2 separate regions of the Homo sapiens genome follow, and region 1 is linked to region 2. A link is an interaction called in ENCODE POLR2A ChIA-PET data of the cell type or tissue named here. Cell type or tissue: CD4-positive, alpha-beta T cell. All regions are shown on one strand. Links, peaks and the distances in the headings refer to the core of each region. The heading gives the core; the rest is flanking DNA.

Region 1 (5,362 bases), core at 72-5,071, 86 kb before region 2:
CAAGCCAGCTGTGTGGCCTTGGACAAGCCATGTAGCTTCTTTGTGCCTCGGTTTCCTCAACTGCAGATTGGGCTGTTGTGAGCATTCAGTGACTGGATATGTGTTTGGTGCTGACCCCAATGCCTGGCTTGCTGTAAGCTCAGGGTGGTCACCCCACTGTGGCTGTTTTTTAATTTTTTAAGACAGGGTCTCACTCTATCCCCCAAGCTGGAGTGCAGTGGTGTGATTACAGCTCAGTGCATTCTTGACTTCCTGGGCTTGGGTGAACCTCCCACCTCAGCCTCCCAAGTAGTTGGGACTACAGGCAAGTGCTACTATGCCTGGCTAATCTTTCTGTGTTTTTCGTAGAGACAAGGTCTTGCTGTGTTGCTCAGGCTGGTCTCAAGCTCCTGAGCCCAAGTGATTCTCCCTCAGCCCCACAAAGTGCTGGGATTACAGGCGTGAGCCATCACGACCTGCCCAGCTGTGGCTGTTATTATCATTGTCGTTACTGATCCCAGCTTGGAACTCTGAGGGCCCGGGGGCTTTGGGGTGAACTCTGACACAGTCTAGACTGTGGGGTGCCCTTCCCCCACACAGGGAGCACAGGCACCCATTGCCACTCAGCGGCTCCTCTTCCTCTTTCTGTCCCCCATAGGAGAAAGATCCAGGAGGGGCCACAGCTGCTGGGCCAAGCGTCTGGTGAGGGTGGCCCTTGGTGAGGAGGACACCCATCCTAGATCAGTCATGGCCAGGCCTTTACCACAGGCCAGCTCCAGGTCAGGCCTGGGGACTTAGGGCGAGCAGAGGTGGCCTGCCCTCCAGAGCTCAGGTCCCAGGGGTGGGGGACAAGATGCTGGCCGTGAGAGGATGGCAGCGAGGAAGCAGCTCTAACAGTCCCAGTCCAGGCAGCAGGGCAGGCTTTTTGGAGGAAGCAGTGATTAGGCTGAGCTTCGAAGATGGAGCCGACTTTGGACAGAGGGATAGCAGGGGTGAAGCCTCTGGGTAGAGAGGAGCTGCTGCGTTTGTGGCCCTGAGGGCCAGCGTGGCTGGGGAAGTGAGCAGGGGTGGGGATGGAGCCCAAAAGCTACATCCGGGGCCTGATGACCTCTCAGGGGCTCTCCATCTCTCTTCCTTCAGCTTGGTGGGAATTGTAAGTACCCGCAGGGTCAGTGGTCCCAAGGACACCCATGTGATGGACAGGCTTGCTGCCTTCCCCTCCCCAGAGCCCTTCTGGGCCTGACCCACAATCTGCACCAAATTCCTGCCCTTAGAAAACAAGCCCCTTATCTCATTGTCTGGCTCCAGACCTTCTGCTGGGAAGTAGGGGGCGGGGAACGGAGGCCTCTGTGGGAAGGAAAGGAGGTGGTCTGGCGGGGCAGGGACTGGGGGCAGGGATAGCAGCGCTCAGGGGAGAAGGGGGACAAACAAATGGACCCCCGGCCCCTCGAGCTATGGCAGAATCACAGAATGGCCTCCTGTTTGCCAAGCTTCGCAGTCTGCAAAGCCTGCCCTCTGCAGCTTCCCTGCCAATGGTCCCAGCGGCTTTGCAGTGGAAGGATGGGCAGGGAGGCTGGGGTCACAGAGGCCCGAGGACCCTGCCCGAGAGGCACAGCTGGTCACCCAACAGGGCCTTTCTCCCTTTCTCCCAAATCAGAGCTGTCTCCCCAGATAGGTGGCCTCTCCCTGGGGGAACCTGGGGCAGAACAGTTTCCTTCTTCTGGGTCCTCCTATCTAGTCCCCGGGTCACCTGGGCCAGCCCTGCCTTGTCCCAGTGGGGTCTGACAGTGTGGAGGAGCAAGAAGGGTGGGCTCTCACACGGAAAGGTGCAGTGAGGCCTGTGGCAGGTGGACCCCATGACCCCAGCTTGGCCTCTGGGGGGTTGTCTGGGCTCCTACATGTGTGTGTGTGCATGCGTGTGTACATGGGTGTGTGTGTGTGTGTGCATGTGTGTGTGCGCACGTGTGTGTGTGTGACCCTGGCTGCAACTGAGATCTGAGTTGTCTTGCTGGTAAGCTGGGGACGGGCCGCAGTTCCCAGGCTGGGATGAGAAGCCCAAAGCCCTCTGTGGAGCCAACTCTACTTGCCCCCACCCCTGTCCCAGCACTGACCCTCTTCCCTCCCCTCTCTGCAGTTCTTCTTGACATTCTCACTAGAAGGGTCACCATCACTGGAGGTCCTGGGGTCATCTCCTGCCCCAACGCAGGCTGGCCCCACCCCCACATGCCAGCTGCTCCCTTCTCTCCTGAGCCCCTGCCCCCCAGGACTGACCCCTGCAGCCCAGCCCTTCCCAAACTTCTGAGCTCCTCTGTCCGTGGGTGCAGTGGGGCCCCTCGGCGGGGCTTCCTCCCTGGCCTCTGTGGGATCCAGCCCTTCTGCCTCCCAGACGCCTCCCCGCCCCACACTCTGGCTTGCAACACTTCTGTTCCCGAATGCGCTGGCCTCTCTTTCACCCCGAGACCTCTGCACCTGCATTCTGTCTGGAAAACCCCCAACCGTCGGCACGCATCCCTGGTCACCACCTTCTAAGTCTTCAGATCTTAGCTGAGACGCCTCATTCTCCATGAAGCCCTCCTGGCCCAGCCCAGTGGGGGATGGAGGTAGCCCTCCTCCTGTGCTGCCTATAGCACCTTTTCTTCCCACTGCGCACGGGTCACAGCTGCCTGTTTACTCCTCTGACTTCTCCGTGTGGCTGATGCCCTGTGCCTGCAGGGCCCAGACGCCCTCCTCCTTTGGTGTGTCCTGCATGCCTAGCCCAGTGCCAGGACCACAGGACTCAGTAAACACCAGCCAGGTGACTGACAATGGAGGGACATGTGGTTCGCCATCCCCTGCCCCTGGGACCCCCCAGGCAGAAGTGTGCACACCCCCCAGGGTGTGAGACCCCTGTGCAGAAGGACATGGCGAGGATTCCAGAGGAACAGGGGCTGGCCTGGCCTCAGCCTCTCAGAGTCAGGTCTGGGGGTCCTGAAGACAGCCCCCTCCCTGGCCTTCTTGAGAGATTTGCGGCTCCCCTGAGCAGTGGGAGGCCACTGGGCTGGCTGGAGGGGGCCTTGCGACATAAGCCCCAGGTGGGCTGCCTTTCACGGCGCCCCCGGCTCCCTGGCACCCGCCCAGGCGCAGGCGCTGGGGTGTGGGCACACACTCACATGCTGAGTTCAGTGTGCGGATTCCTGTAACGCTGGGCTGCTGGCAGGAAGTGCGCGCCGGGGAGGCTGCTGCTGGGAACCCAGGGCTGGCCCCGCTGAGATAAAGGGAGGCAGCAGATCGCAGCTGGAGATAGCGGCCCTGGGTCCTGGTAAACAGGTGGGGGGGGTGGGGGGGGGGAAATGTCCTTTCCATCCCATCCTCTTGGCCCTGAGCCTGCAGGATCTATAGCGCCCTAGCCTAAGCCCAGCCCCGATAGCTTGGGATCCAGAGGGGAGTTGTCGGCACTGCCATCATCATTCCCAGCCTGGGGGACTGGGTGGCAAAGGACAGGGCGCTGGGCCTGGGGGCCTGGCTGGGCCCATGGTGGGCATGCACTTGGCCCACGTGGGGGCCACTGGGTGTCAAGGTCATGTGTGCTGTTGGGAGGGTGGGAAGGGGAAGGGAGGGAGCTCCTCCAAGCCCCTGCACTTCCCCAACTGGGACCCCCTAGTGGGAAAGATGTCCCTCTCCAGGTTCGCCTTCAGCACCATCTCCGGAAATCCAGAGTGAGGTGCCATGAGGGTGCGAGACCGGGAGAGAATGGGGGGTGGAGTGAGGGGGGCGTGAGGGCTGTTCCCCAGCCAGGTGCAGAGCAGGGGGGCTACAGAGCTGGGGAGACCCTGTGCATGACTTCAACAGGAAGCCACAGGATGTTCACCTGCACTCCATCAGCTCACCGTGGGCTAGCGGGAGCTCGGCATGGCCCATCCCCAGTGCCCAACACAATGGGCGCTCAAATACACTTGCTTGTTTAAAAAATTAAGAAATTTACCACGCATACAGAAATGCTCATGAAGCATATTTGTACAGTGTTATGAATAAATACATATAAAATAAACTCCCGTGCCATAGCCACTCAGACCAATAAATAGTCCATGGTGGGGCGTGGTGGCTCACGCCTGTAACCCCAGGGCTTTGGGAGGCCAAGGCGGGTGGATCACCTGAAGTCAGGAGTTCGAGACCAGCCTGGCCAACATGGAGAAACCCCGTCTCTACCAAAAATACAAAAAATTACCCAGGCATGGTGGTGGGCGCTTGGAATCCCAGCTACTCGGGAGGCTGAGGCAGGAGAATCACTTGAACTCGGGAGGCAGAGGTTGCAGTGAGCCGAGATCGTGCCATTGCACTCCAGCCTGGGCGACAGAGCAAGACTGTGTCTCACACACACACATACACACAAACACAAACACACACACACACAAAAGAAATAGACCATGGCCAGGATTCCAGAAGCTTCCTTCCTATTTACAACCCTTCCCTCTGCAGAAGTTACTGCTGCCCTGACATTCTTCTTCATATATATATACACATATACATATACATACACATATATGTATACATATATATACACATATATATACACACACACATAGATAGATAGATAGATAGATGATAGATAGACAGATTTGAGATGGAGTCTAACTATGTTACCCAGGCTGGTTTCGAACTCCTGGACTCAAGCGGTCCTCCCACCTCTGCCTCCCAAATCTCTGGGATCACAGATGTGAGCCACCAGGCCTGGCCTGGCCTGACTTTTATGACCAGGACTTGCTTTTCTTTATGATTTTGCCACCGTAGATGTATCCCTTAATAGCAGTTGAGTGTTGAGTGTGGCCTGTGTGTGAACTTTACAGAAGTCGAATCAGGGTGTCTCCTTTTATGTCTGGCTTCATTAGGCTGTTTGCAAGAGTCACCCGTGCTGTGGCTGTCATTTATTCTCTGCTGCCAGGTACTTTTCCACTGGGTCCCTAGAGCATAGTTTATTTCTCCATTCTACCTGTTTAGGGACATTTGGGATTTTGTTTCCAGACTGGCCATGTACGGTGGTGCTGGTGGGCATTCTTATTCCTGTCTGCTGGGGCACAGGTGCCTGCTTCGGGAGGGCGGACGCCTGGCGGTGGGGCTGCTGATTCTGGGGTCTCTCATCTGCAGCTTTACTAGGTGTGCCAAATCCTTTCCCAAAGTGCTGGAAATGCCCTCCTCCCCCACTTTCCCACACTTCTCCATCTCGGTAACACTAGTGTTATCAGACTTCTTCATCTTAGCTGTCCTTGTGATATGTGGTGATATCTCCTGGCAATTTTAATCTGATCTTTTTTTTTTTTTTTTCTTTGATGGAATCTCACTCTGTCACCCAGGCTGGAGTGCAGTGACGCAATCTCGGCTCACTGCAACCTCTGTCTCCCGGGTTCAA
Region 2 (5,362 bases), core at 114-5,113:
AGCCAGGTATGGTGGCGCGTGCCTGTAGTCCCAGCTACCCGGGAAGCTGAGGCAGGAGAATCGCCTGAACCGGGGAGGTAGAGGTTGCAGTGAGCTGAGATAGTGCCACTGCACTCCAGCCTGGGCAACAGAGCGAGGCCCTGTCTAAAAAAAAAATAATAAATAAAATAAAATAAAATAAATCAAGAAAAAGAAGGAAGTGGGGCCCAGGGCGGACAGGCTCAGGGCAAGGCACCTGCCCGGAGGGCACTGGGGTAGGGCACCGGATGGCCTTAGCCTCTGGACATTCTCAGCGACCTGGCACTAGGGAATGTTCCTGGCCTAAGGAAGGACCTGGGTCTGGCCAAAAAGGCGAGAGAGCTAGGCGCGGCCTGGGAGGAAGGTGCGGCGCTGGGGAGGGAGGGGAGCCCTGCCCTGGTGTGCCCTCGGTCCCGCGCCGCACACCCTGCCGGGAAGCCCGGGGCCGCAGCTGCTCGGGCGGCCCGGCCCAGAATAGCCTCCCTTCCGGGCAGGGCTGCCCCGGCCCGCAGCGCCAGCGCCCGAAATAGGGCTCGGCCGGGTGGCGGGCGCCAGGGGCCGCCCCAGCTGCAGGACTCGCCGGGGAGCCGGGGCCCGCGCGTGGACCGGGAGGGGCTGCGGGGTGCGGGCCCGGCCCTGGGACGCGAGGACCCGGGTGGGCGGGTCCGCGGGCGGGGTGGGGGCGGGGCGCGGGGCCGGGACCGGGATCCCGGGCGCGGGGCCAGCCCGAGGCGGGTGGAGCCGGGCGCTGACCTCACAGCCCGCGAGGAAGCCCGTCGGGGCCGGCGGGGCTGATGGAAGGCCTGAGGAATTCGCAGCCGGCGGCGCGGCCGGGCGCGTTCCCTTCCCCTCTCTCCGTTGCCCGGCGAGGGAGCCACAGCGCAGCGGTTGCCATGGCCACGGGCCGGGCGTGGGGCTGGGGGACCAGGGGCCGCTGAGCCTCGATCACCTTGTCCTGCTCGAGCCAGGTTGGCATGGACTGGAAGAACCCCGCGGCGGCGGGCGGGAGGTGCTGGGGCCAGGGGAGGCCCCGAGGGACCCCGCCGCCCGGTCTGCGCCCTGATCCCGCAGGGTCCTGTGGAAATGCGGTGTCTGCCTCCCCGCCTCCTGCGCTCACACATGCAGGCCTGGGGCCTGCGGGTCCCGGGGCTCTGAGCCTGCACAGCCCACGGGCCGCAGCCGCAGGCCCCGCACTGGTAGCTTAGGTGGACACGGAGGCTGAGGGGGAGTTTCCAAGGGGCCTGGCCTCACGCTCTGCCCGTCACAGCCGCCACCCCTCACCGGCCCTCCACCCACCCCTAACTCCTTAACCTCTCCCGGCCTCGGTTTCCTCACCTATTAACTAGAGATTAGTCATAGCTACCATCCAGGCTTGTTATATTAAAATAGAATAATTATGTAATGTGCCGTGTGCACTCCAAACGCGGTCCTCTTTCCCTGTCCCACACCTCCTTCCTCCTGCATCAGGCCTGGGGAGGGGGGCGTGCCGATGTCACCCCCAACCCCCAGGCCTAGAGTCCTGGACACATGGACGCCCCTGCCAGAGCTCCCCTCCCCGCGCTTGGGGTTACTTTGAACCCCGCCTCCTACAAGAGGATGGTCCAGCCTATTGTCGGAACCTGCAGGAATCCCAGGCTGCGACCCAAGAATATTAGCGGAGGCCCAGCCTGGCTGGGGTGAGTCAGCCTCTCCTCCCAAATTCAGTTGCGGCTTCAGCTGCCCTGTGCAGCTGGGGCTGCTAAGTTGCCAGCAAGAGGCAGCCTCTGAAAATCTCTGGAAAGACCAGCATGTCCTTGGGGTGGGATTCAGAGCACAGTGGGGTGGGGGAGGGTTGAGAAGGGGTCTTGATCCCCCTTCTCTTCCTCTAGGGGAGCCGAGGCTTGGGACCAGGGAAGCAGCGGTACCCCATGTGGGGAAGGGCGGGCCTGACTTACTGTAACTTCCTGGCCCAAAGCCTGATTGTCCTGTGGTTGGGCTGCCCGGCCAGAGAGGCCCCTGGTGTAGGGAGGACTCAGAGAGAACTTGCCTCCCGTTGCCAGGGCCCAGTGTGTGTGTACTGGGGGGCGGAGGGGCTGTGCTGTCACTGATTTCCTGAGACAGCTAGTAGACCAGATGAGGCTGCCTGGAAGGTGGCTCCTCTTCCCTAAGCAGGTTGGGCCACTACCTAAATGCCAGGTTATTTACAAGAAAAAAAAAAGGCTGTCCAGGGGCTCAGCCCCTTTTGGAGGGCATCAGAGCCGCCAGTGTTGACTGAGCACTCACCATGTACTACGCCATATGGGCGTTTGCTCACTGAACTGTCACAACCACCCAAGAAAACGGGAACTGTTGTTATCCCCATTGTACAGATGGGGAGCGGATTTAGAGTCCTGGGATGCAAACTGGGTTTCCCCGCTGGCTCCCGATCCCCACTCCATCTGGCCTATGAGCGTGGGAACCAGTGTGGCCCGGAAGAGTGGTGGATGGCCCAGCTGACTGCCCAGGTGCCCCCACCCCCCAGCCACATGGGCATGCGGCTTGCTCGGTACTCAGCTGACTTCCTGTCCCTGGAAGAGCAGCTGCCGGTATGCTGGGGCAGGGCGGTCCCCTTCCTGTGGTTCAGGTAAGGGCATAACCCCATGCCTTCTTGGCATCCTCCCTCTCTCCTTTCTCAGGCTCTGCAAGTCCGACCTGGGTGCCCCAGAGAGCTGCTCCGGGAAAGACGTTTACCTGCTGCCCAGAGCTGGGACTGCAGACCCTGATTGGCGAGGGCTTGGAGAGTAGCTGAGAACCTTCCCTTCAGCTACTGAAGACCAGACAGGGCTTTCTGTATCACGCTGCCTGACGATGATGAGGGTGCAGTGACTAAGAGTGCAGATGAAAGGCCCAGCTCTCCAACCAGGTGGATGGATTTGCAAGGAGCTTCTATCTGGGCGTGGTGGCTCATGCCTGTAATCCCAGCACTTTGGGAGGCTGAGGCGAGCGAACCACCTGAGGGTGGGAGTTCAAGACCAGCCTGACCAACATGGAGAAACCCCATCTCTACTAAAAATACAAAATTAGCCGGGCATGGTGGCAGGCACCTGTAATCCCAGCTACTCGGGAGGCTGAGGCAGGAGAATCGCTTGAACCCGGGAGGCGGAGGTTGCAGTGAGCCAAGATCGTGCCATTGCACTCCAGCCTGGGCGACAGAGTGAGACTCCATTTCAAAAAAAAAAAAAAAAAAGAAAGGAGCTTCTGAGAGATGGGGTCTCCACCTCCCCATCAGATACTCCAGGGCTTTGGAAAGAGCTGGCTGGCTCTTGGGCATCACCTCAACTTTCCCCTAGGTGACGCTGCCAAGGAACTGTGGCACTGTCCCTACTTCCCACATCCAGCTCCACGGTTCCACCTCCCACCCCCCTTGCCTGTGGAAGCTCAAAATAAGCTTTCTAGAGCATGATGTTTCTTGTGTGAGGGGTCATCTGAGGTTGTAAAGACTGAAGCTCTTCACCAGAGAAACGCAGGAAGCATCCCGCAGCTAAGTGAGGCAATGTCTGGGGCACGCCAGGCCACGCCAGGTAGCTCAGAGGGGAGGAACGCCCCTGGCTACACAGCCTGCGTCTGAGCCCTGCTGGTGGCCAGGCCATCTGCTGGGCTCCATCCCTGGGCGTCTTTCCAGCCTGTCTTCAGTGCTCAGGGCGTCTTTAGCAGAGCATAAAGTGGCATTTCACTTGTCCCTCTACCCAACAGCAAGGAAGTGGACCTCTCTTAGGCTTTTCTTGGAAGACGAAAGGAAAGAAAGAACGTTCTCAATGTGAGATCCTACAGGACCACTGTACTGGGTCGAATGGCGTCCCCCCCCACCAAATTCATGTCTGCATGGAACCTACAAATGTGACTTTGTTTGGAAAGAGGGTCTTTGCAGATGTAATTAAGATGTACTCCACAGGCCTGGGGAGATCAAGGCTAACAGCATGTTGTATGAGGATGGCCCCAGTCCAATGACTGATGCCCTTATATGAGGGAAATCTGGACACAGACACACAGAGAAGGCCACGCGGTGGTGGAGGCAGAGATGGGAGAGATGTGTCTACAAGCCAAGGAGCGAGCAGGACCGCCGGCCACCACCAGGAGCTGGCAGGGGCAAGGAAGTCATTCTTCCCTGGGGGCTTCAGAGGGAGCACGGTCCCAGTACACCTTGAGTGTTGGCCTTCTGGCCTCCAGAGCTGTGAGAGAATCCATTTTGGTTGTTTGAAGCTGCTGAGTTTGTGGCGTTTTGTTACGGCTGTCCCAGGAAAGGAATACAATCACCAAATGTCAAACACAGGGCAGCTGGGAAAAACAAGAGGGAAATGCATGAGGCACGTAAAGAAAAGACTTGGAAGAGACCAAGGAGGGACAGGAAGGAATGCTTCCTCAACTTCCTCCTCGCACCCGGACAGGAAGCCGGAGACCTAGTGGCTGAGCCTTGGAAGAAGCGGCTACCTATTCCCCCCCACAAGAGCGGGTGAGCTTGGATGTCGGATGAATGAGAAGGGTCTGAATCTTGCTGGGTCCCAGGGAGACCCTGTTAATAATAACAAACTCAAGATATGGTCTCGTCTCATCCTCACCACAGTGCCTAAAGCAGGTTTTATTGAAATCCCCGTGTATAGATTAGGAACAAGGCAGGGCGGTTGGGTGCCTGCCCAGGGTCATAGGCAGCAGCAGTGATCTGGAACTGGAGCCCAGCTTTCCCACACCCTGCCCTTACCACTTGTCCTCTCCTGATCCAGGGCTCCAGTGCCCATGTCCAGTGCCTTGGTGGGGCTGGGCCAAGAGGCACAGCGAGGGCCCTGGCCACAGGCAGGGGCGTTGGAGCCCTGCTGCCTAGGTTTGGATCCCAGCTCTACTCCTGGTGAGCTGTGTGACCTTGGGCAAGTTACATTACATCCCTGTTTTGCAGTTTCACCCACTGAGAAAATAGGGACAAGAATAGTACGTAACTCATGGAGTTGCTGGAGACCTCCATGGGTCAGTACGTTTCAGGTGCTTAGAATAGTGCTTGGCACACTGGAAGCACAGCCATAAAAGTGTTGTGAAATAAATAAAACCCGCTGGGCGAGAGAACTCTTTCTTTCATAGCTGGGGCCAAGGAGAGGGCTTCAGGATGGTGACCTGTCTTATTCTTACTCCACAGACATGGAGATATCAAGGCCAATAGCATTCTCATGCAGTTCTCTTCTATTTCCCATAGAACCCTCAAGACCAGCAAGGGGGACACCTGAGAGCAGAAAGCAGAGTTGCACCCACATTCTGGGCAGGCTGACTCAGTTGCTAGAATCCTGCCTCTAGGGCCAAGATTACTGTTTGATCCTGATCTGGGCCAGCTTTGTCCTACTGG

Evidence for each region. ChIA-PET counts read pairs that join two places held together with the same protein. Peaks named below come from ENCODE experiments on the same cell type or tissue, not always from the same donor. Only the 100,000 strongest peaks of a DNase experiment are listed, where the experiment ranks them.
Region 1: POLR2A ChIA-PET joins it to region 2 with 12 read pairs; 14 of 35 experiments call an interaction of 5 or more read pairs at or near these places.

Annotation. Positions count from the first base shown.
Region 1 is chr17:78,255,573-78,260,934 of GRCh38, forward strand. It overlaps the pseudogene THA1P. Among named protein-coding and RNA genes, the nearest start is that of LINC01993, 20 kb to the right of the region's middle. RefSeq lists cis regulatory regions at 985-1,443, 2,943-3,531, enhancers at 2,392-2,441, 2,452-2,771, 3,094-3,958, 3,504-3,673 and a silencer at 3,182-3,231. In CD4-positive, alpha-beta T cell, for the core only: no CTCF peak of the experiment used is centred there; DNase peaks (open chromatin) are centred at 2,479 and 3,179; H3K4me3 peaks cover 1,438 bases; H3K27ac peaks cover 1,185 bases.
Region 2 is chr17:78,341,293-78,346,654 of GRCh38, forward strand. It overlaps LOC105371912 (a long non-coding RNA gene), which reads left to right. Exons shown (of 2, transcript NR_188632.1): 2 at 2,673-5,085. Among named protein-coding and RNA genes, the nearest start is that of SOCS3, 16 kb to the right of the region's middle. RefSeq lists silencers at 364-623, 834-943 and enhancers at 990-1,495, 3,522-4,026. In CD4-positive, alpha-beta T cell, for the core only: no CTCF peak of the experiment used is centred there; DNase peaks (open chromatin) are centred at 689, 1,649, 2,049, 2,579 and 2 weaker places; H3K4me3 peaks cover 1,502 bases; H3K27ac peaks cover 2,212 bases.